2 separate regions of the Homo sapiens genome follow, and region 1 is linked to region 2. The links are chromatin loops, found by intact Hi-C in ENCODE. Cell type or tissue: heart right ventricle. All regions are shown on one strand.

The links. A loop is a pair of places that touch in the nucleus more often than their neighbours do. Peaks named below come from ENCODE experiments on the same cell type or tissue, not always from the same donor. Only the 100,000 strongest peaks of a DNase experiment are listed, where the experiment ranks them.
Region 1: a loop joins it to region 2, with 3 times the contacts of the local background. A loop is called at or near these places in 47 of 110 quality-filtered maps.

Annotation. Positions count from the first base shown.
Region 1 is chr20:34,750,375-34,758,374 of GRCh38, forward strand. NCOA6 (nuclear receptor coactivator 6) reads right to left here. Exons shown (of 15, transcript NM_014071.5): 7 at 6,846-7,730; 8 at 4,348-4,494; 9 at 1-145. Among named protein-coding and RNA genes, the nearest start is that of TP53INP2, 50 kb to the left of the region's middle. In heart right ventricle, a CTCF peak has its summit at 3,945 (motif pointing left); no DNase peak of the experiment used is centred here.
Region 2 is chr20:34,574,584-34,582,583 of GRCh38, forward strand. It overlaps PIGU (phosphatidylinositol glycan anchor biosynthesis class U), which reads right to left. Exons shown (of 12, transcript NM_080476.5): 10 at 6,965-7,089; 11 at 521-663. Among named protein-coding and RNA genes, the nearest start is that of MAP1LC3A, 20 kb to the left of the region's middle. In heart right ventricle, a CTCF peak has its summit at 4,676; DNase peaks (open chromatin) are centred at 3,668, 4,128, 4,728, 7,398 and 2 weaker places; H3K27ac peaks cover 4,638 bases.

The sequences.
Region 1 (8,000 bases), 180 kb after region 2:
CTGAGGTTCACTTGAGGAACCCCAGAAGTACCAGCCTGCTGATTGTTCATGTTGCCATGAATTCCCATGAGGCTGGGCTGCATCATATTTGGCGGCCCGTGGGACACCTGCATCTGGTTTTGAGGAGGACCAGCTCCTTGACCACCTTAAAAAAAAAAAAAGTCACAGTTTCAGAAATAAATATTTTTATCTTATTGGTATTAAGATACTCAAGTTACATTACTCAGAAAGACATCCATCACCCTTATATCCACTGACCAACATAAATATGCTGTTGACATACTTCCTGTGAGTTTTCTAAACTACAAAGATGTGGCTGTGGGATAACTGCTTACATTCCCAATGACCATATAATAGAGAAGGAGAAACAGTTTCTACATTCCCATATGGTATCTTAAAGATTTAACGTTTCAAAGATCAAGAAAGTTTACTTTCTTTCAGATTAAATAATGAGAAAGGCAGCATCTCACTGTTTTAAAATGACTTGTAGTGGCCAGGCTCGGGTGGTTCATGCCTGTAATCCCAGCACTTTGGGAGGCTGAGGCAGGCGGATTGCTTGAGCCTGGGAGGTGGAGGTTGAAGTGAGCCAAGATCATGCCATTGCACTCCAGCCTGGTGACAGAGTGAAACCCCGTCTCAAAAAATTAAATTAAATTAAATTCAAAAAGCACTATGGGCTACTGAAATAACTCTGCTATAAGAATGTGAAGTGTCGGCCGGGCGCGGTGGCTCACGCCTGTAATCCCAGCACTTTGGGAGGCCGAGGCGGGTGGATCACGAGGTCAGGAGATCGAGACCATCCTGGCTAACAAGGTGAAACCCCGTCTCTACTAAAAATACAAAAAATTAGCCGGGCGCGGTGGCAGGCGCCTGTAGTCCCAGCTACTCGGGAGGCTGAGGCAGGAGAATGGCGTGAACCCGGGAAGCGGAGCTTGCAGTGAGCCGAGATTGCGCCACTGCAGTCCGCAGTCCAGCCTGGGCGACAGAGCAAGACTCCGTCTCAAAAAAAAAAAAAAAAAAAAGAATGTGAAGTGTCCTCTTAGGAAAACCTCAACAATCATGAGAAGACATTTAAAAATGCTTCTTGGAAAACTGTAATAATAATGACTCTCAAAAGCTATGTGTGTGATATGTGGATGCTGCACTTCAAAGAAAATAACACCAAGGACAGGTGTCCTCTGCCCTGATGTGGTAAAAAGCAGTTAATCTTGATCTGGAAGCTGAGCCTCTGGTGGGAGCCAACTGACTAGATGACCCATCTGGAAGCTGCAAATAGAGGAATAATAAAACCTCAGTGACCCTCTCCTGCGCAGTCCCTGGTGAATCATGTGGCACATGTTTTAGTCTTCTCAGCTATTTCTAACTTAGACAAAAGTTGCTACCCGCCTTGCTGTAGTGCTTATTTATTTACTGGGTCTTTGGGATTTTCCTATAGCTACTTGCATTATCTCCCCGTTTAACTGAATAACTTTGTAGTTAATTTTGTCCCTTTTATTTTTCACTTTTTTTGTTGTTTTGTTTTTGAGACAGAATCTGGCTCTGGTGCAACCTCGGCTCATTGCAACCTCCACCTCCTGGGTTCAAGTGATTTTCATGCCTCAGCCTCCCCAGTAGCTGAAACTAGAAGCGCACAACAACACACCCGGCTAATTTTTGTATTTTCAGTAGAGACAGGGTTTCAGCATGTTGGTCAGGCTGGTCTCGAACTGCTGACCTCAGGTGATCCACCCGCCTTGGCCTCCCAAAGTGCTGGGATTACAGGCTGAGCCACCGCACTTGGCCTTATTTTTCACTTTTAAATGGGGACTAGAAAATCCCCTACAATGAAGTTATGAAGCCAGTCCATGCTCCAACTATGAAGGCAGGGGGCAAACTACCTTGTTCACACTATCCAGACTTCTCCTGAACTCTAAGGAAGATTTTCTAAACCAGCCTTATAAACTCAAAGTGGAACTCCATGACCATTGTATATGCTTGTATACAATAAATATACTGTGTATATTCATTCAACTGACAATTATTCATTAAGTACCTGATACATAGAAGGCACTTTGGTGCTGAGGTAACATCAATAAACAAGACAGACCAAATCCCTGCATCCTTGGAGCCTACAGTCTAACTGGCAAGAGACACAACTAACAAACAGACAAGTATTTTTTCAGGAAGCAGTAAAAGCTAACAAGAGAAAGTAGGGTGAGAGAAGAGAAAGTAAGAGATAAGAGTAGAGCTACTTTAGATAGGATAAATGGGGAAACCAAAACATGTACACGTGGGCCGGGCACAGTGGCTCAGGCCTGTAATCCCACCACTTTAGAAGGCCAAGGTGGGTGGATCACCTGAGGTCAGGAGTTCGAGACCAGCCTGGCCAACATGGTGACACCCCATCTCTACTAAAAATTAAAAAAATAGCAGGGCATGTAATCCCAGCTACTTGGGAAGCTGAAACAGAAAAACGCTTGAACCTGGGAGGCAGAGGCCGCAGTGAGCCGAGACTGCGCCACTGCACTCCAGCTTGGGCACAAGAGCAAAAACTCCATCTCAAAAAAAAAAAAAAACACACACAAAGAAAACAAACAAAAAACATGTACATGTGGAAGGTACCATATAAAAACACAAAATAGCTGTGATAGGGTACAAGAATGAGAAATGACTTTGTCATTGTTTTAAAACATACTTTTTTTTTTTTGAGATGAAGTCTCTCTCTGTCGCCCAGGCTGGAGTGCAGTGGCGTGATCTCAGCTCACTGCAACAACCTCTGCCTCCCAGGTTCAAGTGATCCTCCCGCCTCAGCCTCTTAAGTAGCTGGGATTACAAGCGTCCGCCACCACACCCGGCTAGTTTTTTGTATTTTTAGTAGAGACAGGGTTTTACCACGTTGGTCAGGATGGTCTCAAACTCATGATCTCAAGTGATCCACCTGCCTCGGCCTCTCAAAGTGCTGGGATTACAGGCGTGAGCCACCGCACCTGGCCTGTTTTAAAACTTCCTATAAAAAAACATGAATTTGCTGGGTACAGTGGCTCATGCCTGTAATCCCAGCACTTTGGGAGGCCAAGGCAGGTGGATCATGAGGTCAGGAGTTCAAAGACCAGCCTGGCCAACATGGTCAAATCCCGTCTCTACTAAAAATACAAAAATTAGCCAGGCATGGTGGCGGGCACCTGTAATCCCAGCTACTCAGGAGGCTGAGGCAGAGAATTGCTTGAACCTGGGAGGTGGAGGCTGCAGTGAGCCGATATTGAGCCACTGCACTCCAGCTTGAGCGACGGAGCAAGACTCCGTCTCAAAAAACAAAACAAAATAAAAAAAAAACAAACATGAATTCATATAACTCAGGAATGCAGTTTTGCATTAGCAGATAGAGAAATTCAAGCAGTTTGCACTACCCTTCTGTTACCCTGCCAGAAATAGTGTGAACTTTTTTTGTAAAAGTCAGATTTTTGTCTCATTCCTTAGTGATTTACAATTAAAGTTGGAGTCACATTACTAAATTAACTCCAGGAGGGATGGGAATTCAGAAACTAGTTGCACTATCTCAGTCCAAACTGCTTCAATGAGAAAGGGTAAGAGGATTAGTCATGTGGTCCTTAAGCAACCAGAAACATGAAGTTTGAGCTTATACATTACTGCTTTGCAAATACTTTTTAGCCATTCCCCTGTATCTTATTTCCTCTCCAAAATTTCTTCTTTTTGCAGTACACTGTTGGTAGTAAACGTGAACTGATGAAGTTTGAAAAATATCACACTGTAAACCAGAATTCAGACACTCAGCATAAACAAAGCTTAACATGTACCACGTAGAGATTTAAAAAGTTGCAGTTGTCCAAACATGCCTCCATGCCTTTGTGTCTGTGGTTTTCATTTGCCAGAAATGCCTTTTTGCCTTTTACTACCTGAGCAAGCTCTAACTCAGGGGTCAGCAAACTATGGCCCTCTGCTGGTCTGTAAATAAACAAGTGTTTGGAATGCTACCATGCTTGTTTGTTTATGTATTGTCTATGGCTACTTTCTGTGCTATCATAACAAAGTTGAGTAGCTCCAACAAGAGACTATATAACCTGAAAAGCCAAGAATATTTACTATCTGCCCCTTCAGAGAAAAAAAATACTGCTGATTCCTGCTCTAACTCAAGTTCCATCTCCTCTTAGATGTTTCTGAGTTCCTGTGACATTTTACCTACTTTTGATATATTGACAAAAGTTACTGCCCTGAAAGAATAATTATTTATGGGCTTGAAATTAAGGGGAGAGACCAAGACTTATTACTTATCTGTATACTCCTGTTGTCTATCAAGTCTACGACACAATGCTCAATAAATGCTGGCTAAACAAATCACAGAAAACAAACCTGCATGCTGGACATTTTGATTTGCTTGCAGCTGAGGGGCTCCTGAATTCCCAGGGGTGGTTGCTGTGGTCGAAGGCACCTGACCTTGCATAAAGTTCGGATTGGCCTGTCCTGCTGAGAAGCCAGGTGGGAGGCGTTTAGGCATTCCTTAATAGAAAACAATGAGTAAGGCAGTTACCTAGCAAATTTATACTCTTGCTTAGATATGGAATGAATAAGGAAGGATGAGCTGCATGAAGTCTCCACTGGCTTAGCTCTCTCTGTCACACTGGTAGGATCTTTAATAATAAGGTTGGGAAAGATGGTTAAAAAAATCAACACAATCTCTTATATGAGGCATTGTCAAAATGAAAAATAAATACTAAAAAACTTACACTTAGAACATGCCAAGGAAAAGATGGCAATCTGCTCCCTAAATGTGATCTGAGGCCACGCCACAGCAAGGTTTGAGGGCTCACTTTTCTCTGTAATTAACAATGGACCCCAAAACTTTAGTTATTTTAACACAGGCACCAAAGGAATATGCTAAATTCTCTCATTTCAAACAAATTGATGTGAAATAGTATAAAACAAAGAGATGGGTCCTGATATTAAGGATAGATTGATTATTTTTCCTTTGAGGGAAACTGATGGCAATCTCCTTTGCAGAAAATTTCCCCCCATTATTGCGCTTGTCTCTTTGGAAGAGACAGGAGATTAGAAACAGTTCATGGGAGCTTCAAAGTGATGCTGTATTAAATCATTATGCTTTCCCCTCATAAGGTTTGCTGTGATTCTGACAGGTTTGGTACCAAAAACCATACTCTAATGGAATCTTTCTCAAGTATCAGTTCCTTTTTGGAAGGGCTAATTTTAGAAAACTTGTAATAAGGAGAATCTCAGAACCCACTTATCATTTACAACACAGGCCTTGATGTGGCCAGATCACCTAGGTGAGCATATCATCTGCTCTATGAAAGCATCAAGACCTAAACTCACTTAAAAATTTATTACATTCATTCATTTATTTATTTACTTTTATTTTTATTTTTTGAGATGGAGTCTCGCTCTGTTGCCCAGGCTGGAGTGTGGTGGAGCAATCTCAGCGCACTGCAACCTCCTCCTCCCAGGTTCAAGCAATCCTCCCTGCCTCAGCCTCCCAAGTAGCTGGGATTACAGGTGTGCACCACCACACCCAGCTAATTTTTGTATTTTTAGTAGAGACGGGGTTTCACCATGTTGGCCAGGCTGGTCTCGAACTCCTGACCTCAGGTTATCTGCCCGCCTTGGCCTCCCAAAGTGCTGGGATTACAGGCGTGAGCCACTGCGCCTGGCCATTTATTTTTTTAAGGGCCAAATTTTCAATGTCCTGAAAAACTCTTAGTAGACAAATATGCATTTGTCCTTTCTTTAACAGTGACAAGTCCCATTTGCATGCTCCCACTGTAATTAAATCAGTAATCACATTTGCAGGAGGGACTACCCAGCTTCCACTGATCTGGGGTAGATACCCAGAACAGTGAAATTTGGAGCTGAAACATCCTTGCATTTTCTAAGAACTTCTTACAATTCAAATATTAGAGCCTGCATGTCAGCAAAATTAATTACAAGAGAGTAAAAGGCTGATGAGCAACTTAACTTCATCAGAAACCATGGGAACATGCCTTTGCTATGTTGCACTAAAGATGCAAGGGGTTTTTTCTGGGTAGGCAATGGGTGTCTTTTGGTGGGGAGTATGTTTATCAGATGACAGTATTACTGATACTCTATACCTTACTGAAAAGCTCCAAGCACATTCATGTGCACTAGATCAATGATTAATAAGAATAAATAATAAACATGGAGATGGATAAGTTTTACTGTAATCGTTTTACCTCTCACACATTAAGCTCCATTGCTTTTTCTTCATACAAGAGGCACCTTACAAAATAAATAAATAAATCTCCTTTAGGTATAACTGGTGGAATTCCCTCTCTAAGGAGCAGGCATTGGCATTATAAAACTATAAAAGTCAATGATTTCTGAACTTATTCCCCTTTAATACTTTAACCAAACTTAACAAGTACCATGCTTACTATTTTATTAACTAGGATTATCAAAATTGATAACTAAAAGGGCCTTTTCTTCAATGAGACCCTGTTCTTTTTATTTTGCTCTATTGCATAATCTTAATTTTTCAGCAACTGAGAAGTTTAAATTGTTAACAAAATGCATTTTTCTTCTGGACATTTTAATTTACTAGTACAAGATCAAGCAAAAATAATTTGAAAAACAAAATGAACATCTCTACATTGAATTTTACCTGAATTTTAGTCCAGAGAGCTAGCTTAAATTTAACCAGTAAGATGCTGCATAACGTATCAAGTTAACTTTAAGTTATATCAAGTGTCACCACCATATCCACAAAACCAAATAATTATATCCTTACTCCACTCCCTCCATTAACTCTAAAAACTGAAGTTCTACTAAGATCTAGCTCCAGCAAATTTACCAACACAAATAGCTACAGTGTTCCTCACCTCCTAGGCCTGGATGTAAACTCTGTGGCCCCTGGTTTGGTGGTTGCTGCTGCATCACCATGAAGTTAGGTGGCACATTTCCCTGTTGAACCATAGGATTCCGACCCGGAGAGCTGACAGGCTGCTGAAATCCCTGGGGAAGTGGGTTATTTTGAGGTGGCCTTGGTCCCATCTGCTGCTGAGTTTGGTTAACCGTTGGGGAGGATGCAGGGGATCCCTGCTGGAAGGAGGAGGGTGAGGAGGCAGGAGACTTGTTGGTGAGGTGGGGCTGCTGCAAGGGAGTTGGGACCCTAGAGGGCCCTCCCTGCAAACTCTTCATCTGAGGAGCTGTGAACTGGCCTGGGTTGCTCATCTGAGGAAAGTTTGTGTGGGCTTGTGAGGCTTGCTGGCTGCCAAAGGGATATGGAGGGGGAGGGTGGGAAGGCGTCTGTACCGTGGCTAAGGATGGTCTTGCCTGGAGTTGCTGTTGCATTGGGCCGGGCAAGGGAGCCTTCTTCCACCCTTGGTTTGCAGTCATTGTGCCCAGAGAACCCTGGGCTGGAGGAGGTTGAAGGGCTCCAGAAGGCAGCTGGTTCCAGCCTGGAGGAACAGGCACCTGAGTTGGGGCAGTAAACTGGGGTCGAATTCCCTGTGGCTGTTGCTGCTGATGTTGCTGTGGGGGTCTTGCCTGCAACTGTTGTTGCTGCTGTTGCTGTTGTTGCTGCTGCTGCTGCTGCTGCTGCTGTTGTTGTTGTTGCTGCTGCTGCTGCAGCTGGGGAAAATTAGCTGGGTTCATTTGTCTGTTCACAGAGACAGGCTGCATTGGGTGATGTGGGGGAGCTAAAGATCCTGAGGGATGACTTTGCTGCTGTATATGGAGCCCAGAGAGGAGTGGATCCATTGCATCTGTTTAAAGATAGTCAACAAAGCAATAATTAACCTACTGCAATCTAGATCTTAGAGAAGTGGCCTTTGTAATTCTGGATATACAGAGCAAAATCTGCTGGTACTATTCGATAAAATAAATGCTTGTGAATACCTTCTATGTATGAAGCAACATACCAAGATGATGAATTCTGTCTTAAAAAGAGCTTGGTCAGTAGTGGACATTAAGAGCGAAGTGTAAAACATGGAGACCAGTATTTACCAAATCATATTCTGGAGAACTATGTTAAT
Region 2 (8,000 bases):
CAACAGCCAGACCGGCCCCCTTCTCCTCTGCCTGCCTTTGTTCCTGCTGTCCCGAGAGTCCGCAGAGCCTCTCCTCCCCTTGCCTTGCCCTCTCCCCCTCACTCTATCTACTCCCTATGGGTGCTGGAACCACAGGCACCATTACAGAAAGGGGTGCCTCAGAAATCAAGCCTTATGTGAATTTTGTTCTTGGCTCCTCCAATGACCTTCGAGAAGAGAGGACCTCTGCAAGCCTCTGTCCCTCATTTGTAAAGTAGGGCTAACATGCCCTGTCTCCTAGGCTTGCTGAGAATACAGCATGGCTATGGTTCAGTGTGGTGCCCAATACATATCTGCCAGGTTCAGCCTTACACTGCTCTTACTTCCCCGTCCTCACTGACTGGGAGCTACTTGAGGGGAGTAACTGTGCCTCCTTCACGTCTGCACCCCCCGGTATGCAGAATCCAAGGCCATCGTTGAATGCTTGAGGCTGCAAAATGAATTCCTGTCCCCAAGCTGACCCCCATGCTGTCCCTCTTACCTGCCCAACGTTGAAGGTCAGTGTGATGGCATAAAAGAAATTAGAGTTGGCACTTCCTGCATAAATCCAGAGGTGCCACAGGACAGGGAAGAGCAGGGAACAGACGATGATGATGCAGGTGAGGACAAAGATGTTTCTCAGGACTGCAAAGACAGAGGGTTACAGTTAGCCTGACACGCTCTCTCTGGCATGCTTTCCCTGCTGCAATGGCCCCCCTGAATGGAGAGGCCCAAGGTGAGCATCATGTAGCTCAAAGGCAGAGCACCCCCAGAGGTACTGGGGTGCCAAGAAGCAAACCCCAGACTCCTCAGTCAATGGCTCCCCATGCCCACAGCTGGTGGTAGCTCCTGGATTTCGATTATTTCCTCCCACTGTGGGCTTGGCTGGCTGAAGACCAGCTATAGTTAGAAATGCCATGAGTGCCTCGGGGCACCAAACAGGGCATTTCAGGAAGATATTCCCCTCACCTCCTAATCTTGGAGGGTCCAAGAGTATCCCTCTCCCCAAGCAGGGTGCCATCTGGCCATGTGGGATTATGGGTGGGAACCCCAGCATGAACCGTGACGATTAGAGCCCCACTGTGGGTCTCCATGGTGCCACAGTCCTGGGTCTTAGGAACACGTTTTCCATTCTCCTTAACTGGTGTCTTAGGACCCCTGCCTCGCTCTTCAAACATTCCCAACTCTCCCTTAGATGATAAAGGACCTCTTTTTGACACCGTCTCTCACTCCTTGCCTCTAAGGGAATGCCGAATCCCACCAGGAAGAAAGCTCTCCCTGAGGTCTCAGGAAGGACCTGCTACTCAAGGGTGATCCAGAGGCAGACAGGCTGGCTGGCTTCAGCCAAACAGGAGTGTAGCATGGCAGCCGGGTACAGACCTTGGTTAAAATCCTGCTCTGCATTTATTAGCAAGTTTCTCTAGACCTCAGCTTCCTCATCTGTAAACTGAGGCTACACACCTAGTATGTACTTATAAAAATTAAAAATTAGGGTGGGCATGGTGGATCATGCCTGTAATCCCAGCACTTTGGGAGGCTGAGGTAGGAAGATTGCTTGAGCCCAGGAGTTCAAGACCAGCCTGGGCAACATAGTGAGAGCCCATCTCTAAAAAAATTTTAAAATTTAAAAATAAAAAATGTTTAAAAATAAAAATAAAATGGGGCTAAAATGCACACTTCATTTGGTAAACAAGATGACATGTGAAAAAATGACACAGATATATCACTGGCTACATTAGTTTTCCATTGCTACTATAGCAAATTCCCACAAACTTAGTGATTTAAATAATATTCTTTATTATTAAACAGTTCTGGAGGTCAGAAGTTCCAAAATGGGTCTCACAGGCTAAAATCTCTAGAGGAGAACCCCTTGCTTGCCTTTTCCAGCACCCAGAGGCCCCCTGCATTCCTTGGTTCATGACCCCCTTCCAGCTGCAAATCCAGCAATGGTGGATTGAGGCCTTCTCACATTGCATCACTCAGACCTTCTCTTCTGCCTCCCTCTTCCATCTTTTTTTTAAAATAGACTATTTATTTTGAGATGGAATCTCACTACATTGCCCAAGCTGGAGTGGAGTGGCTGGATCATATCTCACTGAAGCCTCGAATTCCTGGGCTCCAGGGATCCTCCTGTCTCAGCCTCCTGAGTAGCTGGAACTACAGGCATGCACAAAGAAGCCCAGTGGACTTTATTTTTTAGGGAAGTTTTAGTTTCACAGCAAAATTGGGCAGAAGATTTCCCATATTCCCCCCACCTCCACCTCTTCCACTTTGAGGGACACTTGTGATTACACTGGGGCCACCTGGATTGTCCAGGATAATCTCCCCTCCCAAGGTCTTAAAGTCCCTTTGCCATGTAAGGCGATGTCTTCACAGGTTCTGGGGATTACAACGTGGACATCTTTGTGAGGGGAGGGCTACTACCCTGCCTACCACACTGTACTTTTTCCCCCGTTTTAACTCTCTAGGGGTTATCACACAGGAGGATTGTCTGTTACTTTTCTTTATCTTTATCATATTTTTAAAAACTAATAAATATCATTTAAAATAATTAAAAGAATACCTTTTTAAAAAGAACTTAGCACTGTGCCTGGTTCCCAGCAGACACTTAATGAATGGAAGTTCCCTTCTCTTCTCTGATACTGACCTTCAGGAAATCCCTTCTCCCAAGTGACAGTTTTGAGAGACTTAAAGGGTGGAGAAACTCCCAAACATTTAGGCCATTTATATTAGTTGTACAACTTAGTAGAGATGCTATACTGGGGGCTCATGCATTGCAAGGGGCCTAGATGATACAGATGATTCTCAACTCCCGCTACAAAACAAAATCACGGCCGGGTATGGTGGCTCACGCCTGTAATCCCAGCACTTTGGGAGGCTGAGGCAGGTAGATCACCTGAGGTCAAGAGTTCGAAACCAGCCTGGCCAACGTGGCAAAAACCCGTCTCTACTAAAAATACAAAAATTAGCCAGGCATGGTGGCGGGTGCCTATAATCCCAGCTACTCAGGAGGCTGAGGCACGAGAATTGCTGGAAGTGGAGAGGCAGAGGTTGCAGTGAGCCGAGATTGCACCACTGCACTCCAGCCTGAGCAACAGAGCAAGACTCTGTCTCAAAACAAACAAACAAACAAACAAACAAAACAAAATGAAATCACACGGAGAGCCCTCAGACTAGTCAAAGTCTCTAGGGTGGGGTTCAGGCATCCATATGAGGTTTTAAAAGCTTCCCAGGTAATTCCAATATGCAGTCGAGGCTGCGAACCACTGGATTACAGCTGCAGCCCCTTACAGTCTGCAACAGAGATGCCACCCAACTGTGTCAAAAGGAGAATAATCAGGACACGGTAGTTCACAGTTCTTTGTAAAGCTGAATGTTTTCAAGTTACAGTTCATTCTTTATTGAGAAATGATAGGTATCATTTTGTTGTTGTCATTAAAAAGTCCTTCATTTTATAACATGGGGAAGAATGGCTGGTAGTTGATTGTTTTAATGTCTTCAGCAAAATAAAAAGCTGGCAATCTGTCACCCGAGTTTATTGAAACATTAGTGGTCTAAGAAATCCCACAATTTGGACACTGGCCTGGAGGGCTTGCAAGATCCTCTTTTCTAATCTGAAGTTTCTCAATTCTGGGTTTTCAAAGATGAGAGGCCAAAACCCTGACTCAAGCCTCCTGAGACCTCCCAGGAACAAGGAGTCTTGCAAAGGGACGTTTTCACTGAGAATTACTATTATTATTAAACCATGTTACTACCTCAAGAAGGAGAACAAATGCTTCCCACTCCTCTAACCCAACATCACTATGTACATTTCTCAGTGGTTCTTTCTGATCCCCTGGAAATTATTTTGCTGAAAAGAATACAGACTATTCCCAAAATAAAATGTTTGCAGCCTGCCAGACCAGGTGGTTCTTGTTCTGTGCCTCCAGCCAGGGACACAGATTTCAGACAGGGTGACAGGAAGGAAACCAAGTGCAAAGAGACGAGAGAAGCTCACTGGCAGCCTCTGGGTGCTATCTCGAAGGGCTGCAAAGATACATTCCCATGCGGCTAGAGAACCATCACCAGCATGCAGTTGGCTTCTGGCCTGTGGTGACCTCTGCAGGAATGGGGAGCTGCTATTCACTCTTGCTGGCTGACAGGCCAGAAGATTAAAGCTATATATGCCAGAGCAGATGGAGCTGGAGACCTGGGGTACGGGACAGCTTGTTCCAGGCATCAGAAAGCGTCAGAGGTGACCAGGGCCTAACAAGGTGAAAGGCTTCACCCTTCATCAGACTTGCGAGGCCAGATGGAATCAGGTTCCCCACCACATTCACTGGGTGGCTTATCCAATCTCTGGCACCATGATTGATGAACTGGAACTTCAGGCAAGCCACTTTCCCTTCAGAGCCTCAGGCATTCGGAAAGAAAATCTCACCTGAAAAATCCAGTCCAATCAGAAGGGGAACAGGGGGGATTTGGGGACTTCAAAGGCCATGGTGATATTCCCTTTCTTAAACGAGGTGCCAAAACACGTGGGAATATATTTTATCATGATTCTTTATATGTATATCTATCAACATTCTTTTATCGCTATACAATAGTAATAAAAACAAAACAAACACACACACAAATCCAGCCCTTTGGTAACTGGCTCCTTCTGCTGTACCATGCAGGCTGGCATGGGTTCTGCCAGCAGGCTGTTCCCTAACACCACAATTGTGCGTCTGTATGACTCATCCAAGCTCCAGAGAGTCCAGCGTCTGGGACCTACACTCAGGGAGGGGCCACGTTCCTTTTCTCCTCTCCACTGCACAGGAAAACAGAAAGGTGAATGTGGGAGCATGCATGTTAGCGCTGACAGCTAATGTTTAAATGGAATTCCTAGCCACATTAAATATATTCAACGTAGGCTTAAACACGTCTCAACACATACATCCCACTCATAGGTCCTAAGGACCAGGGCTGATGCTGCTCCCAGCTAATAATGATTCACAGTTGTCAAGCCCCAAGCAGGTTCTCCAAGCACGTGTACTCCCTGCTGCAGGAGCAGTGAAGCAAAGGTGGACAGCTACTGTTCTCTGCAGGATCTTCAGACAACCTGAACCTGCAGACTATGTGCCCTGCCAGCCAGCAAAAGCAACTATTAGATCATTCAGGTTTCTGGAAACCCCATCCTTCTTCTTTGTGCCTCCTCACCCCAGAGGGCATAAAATAGTTTATTCGTCTTGAAAAATATGTTTATTCTGATGACTCTGGCTACCAAGCCCGAAGCTCTGATCACGGAACTATGTGAGAGACTCCCCTGCATAATTATTACTCACGATACTAACTGCAGTGCTATTTACAGATATTCTTTCTCAAACTTAACACACTCATGAGTTATTTTCTTTATTTGATTAATGGAAAAATCAGATGCTCAGAAAGGTTAAATGATGTGCCTAAGAACACATGGGGCTCGTAATGGCAATGCCAGGAATCGGAGTCAAGTGACTCTCCAGACTGCTCAGCAAATGGGATGAAAGACAGTCACTGAGAGAGAAAGAGTGCCCAGTGTGGGATGGGCAACCACAAAAATCCATTCTACATTCTTGAAATCCACTATCACAAACTGAGGCATGTCCATGTTTTGGTGGTCTCATGGTTTGTCACTGGCCACTCTGCCGAGGGGCCCCAAGCTGACTCTCAACCTGCTGGACTGGGTGACTCTTGTCTGTGCAGAGAGGATGTCACCACAGAAGACACTGCTTCCTCCTCCCAGTCAGGCCAGATGGGTCACAGCCCCACTAGGCCATCACCTGCAGGCGTAGCCCTGGCTCAGCTGCCCACACCACTGTTTACCTTCACTCAGAGGCACACTCCTATAGGTAGGCTGCTTCCCACAGCTAGTCAGTTTCACTTCCTGGTTGACACCCAAAACAACAACAAAGATTCACTTCCTCTGAAGCCTGCACTCCCTAGTTCATTCTTGACACCTTGCTGGACACCCACAGCAGGCAAGGAAAGTTCAACAGCTCCCTTCCATGCCTCGTTTAGAGAATCAGGTGGTGCTGGGCCACTGACACTGCCTCTTTATTGGGGAGGTTTAAAAACCCGCTCCACAAATGTTTGCAAGGTCTTCTATGTGTCAGCTTCAGTCCTGAGTGCTGGGGACACAAAGGTGAATGAGTTGTGATATCTACCCTGACGGAGCCCCCAAACAATGAAAAGAACCCACCATAGAGGGCTAAGAGCACTGGGGGCCTAGGCAGCACAGATAGGTCACCACTAAGCCACCTCTGAAGAGGGGATGGTTAGAGCTTAGAGGGGTTGTCACAGTGGGCAGGGAAGTCTAACTTTGCCCCTCTGCCTTCTAGTAACCTTTGGGTGCAGCGCTGGGGAATGGTTCAAAGCCCAGGGCATAGAGTTCTGCTGTCTAGTATGGTAGCCTAGCTACATGTGGCTTCTGAAATTTAAATTAAAAATTCAGGTTCTCAGGCACACAAGTGGCTAGTTACCCTATTGAACTGTGCAGACAGAGGACTTTTTCATCATCATAAAGCCCTGCTGGACAGCACTGGGTAGGGGTTCACAGATCTGGATTCCAATCCCGGCTCTTCTAATTAGAAGTCACGTGACTTTGAATGAGTGGCTCTACCTTTCTGTACCTCAGTTTTCTCATCTGCAAAACGTGGATACTTACCTCAAAGGCTGGTGTGAAGATCAAATGAGCTAATTAATGCATGTAACACTGTGAGAGCCACAGTGGCCAGGTACACAGTAAGTGCTCAATAAATGGCAATTATTTTTATCATCACAAGTCCGCGGCACCTGGAAGCAGATATTGTGCTTCATGCCTCTGCTCCCCTCCTAGTGCTGCCAGCATAACAGGTGCCTGGTAAATGCCTATGAATTCCTTTTCCCTGCAGCAGTCTCATCCAGGCCCAGGCTGACACAAATCTGTGGCAGAGGCGGGAGTACTCACATCTGTAGAGATGGTTCCACACGGGGAAGAAGGCCATGTAGAGCGCCACGTCCCCCACTGTCGGGTAGGACTTAAAGATGGCGATGACAGCGATCTGGATAAACATGAAGAAGATGGGGTGCTCCCTGGGGCAGGGCAGGGGAAAGAGAGAGAGAGATGAGTCAGGGACCAGGCCTACCCTAGAGACTCCTGACTCCATCCTTTGAACCAAAAATAATCCTCAGGGGACTTCAGGAAGGGGCTGGCTCTGCTATCCACAAGGCATGGGCCAGGCCCCAGTAGCAGAGCAGAAAACTGCAGGGACCCAGAAATACCCAGAGGTGGTGAGGAGGGCCTGGCAAACACTAGGGAAACAGCCCACAGAGACATTTCCCATCAACAGTCCCCCTCTGCCTCTGCCAGCTCTGGGCCTTCCCCTAGGAGCCACAGAGGAAGAAAACAAATGAAGTCAGCATTCTTTATGACTGGGCTTAAATGACTGCTTGGCAGGATAATTAGGCAGCCTCCCTTGCCAGAGGCCCCTCTGACAATTGGACGCAAGGCAGGAAGTGCCTCCTTGCTGATGCCTTTTTTCTCTAACAACATGGTCAGCAGGGTCTACAGACCCATAGTGCGATGAACTTCTTTCCAGGAAGAGAACTGTGAACTGCACAGAGCTTTTCAGTTCTTAAGGGCTGGGACTATTCTTGTTAACTTAAACTAATAGCAGTTTCAATTATTATTTTAACCTAATAATAAGTGATAGCAATGGGTATCCTCTCCTGAACTCCCTCTGTGTAAAGTCCTTTTCCTGCATCCTCTCACGTGATCCTCACCACATCTCAACCACCCCTCAAGGCAGGCAATCCTGGGCCAGGCGCAGTGGCTCACATCTGTAATCCTAGCACTTCGGGAGGCTGAGGCAGGAGGATGGCTTGAGCCCAGGAGTTTGAGACCAGCCTAGGCAACATAGTGAAATCTCATCTCTACAAAAAATTTAAAAATTAGCCGGGTGTGGTGGCATATGGCTGTAATCTCAGCTATTCAGGAGGCTGAG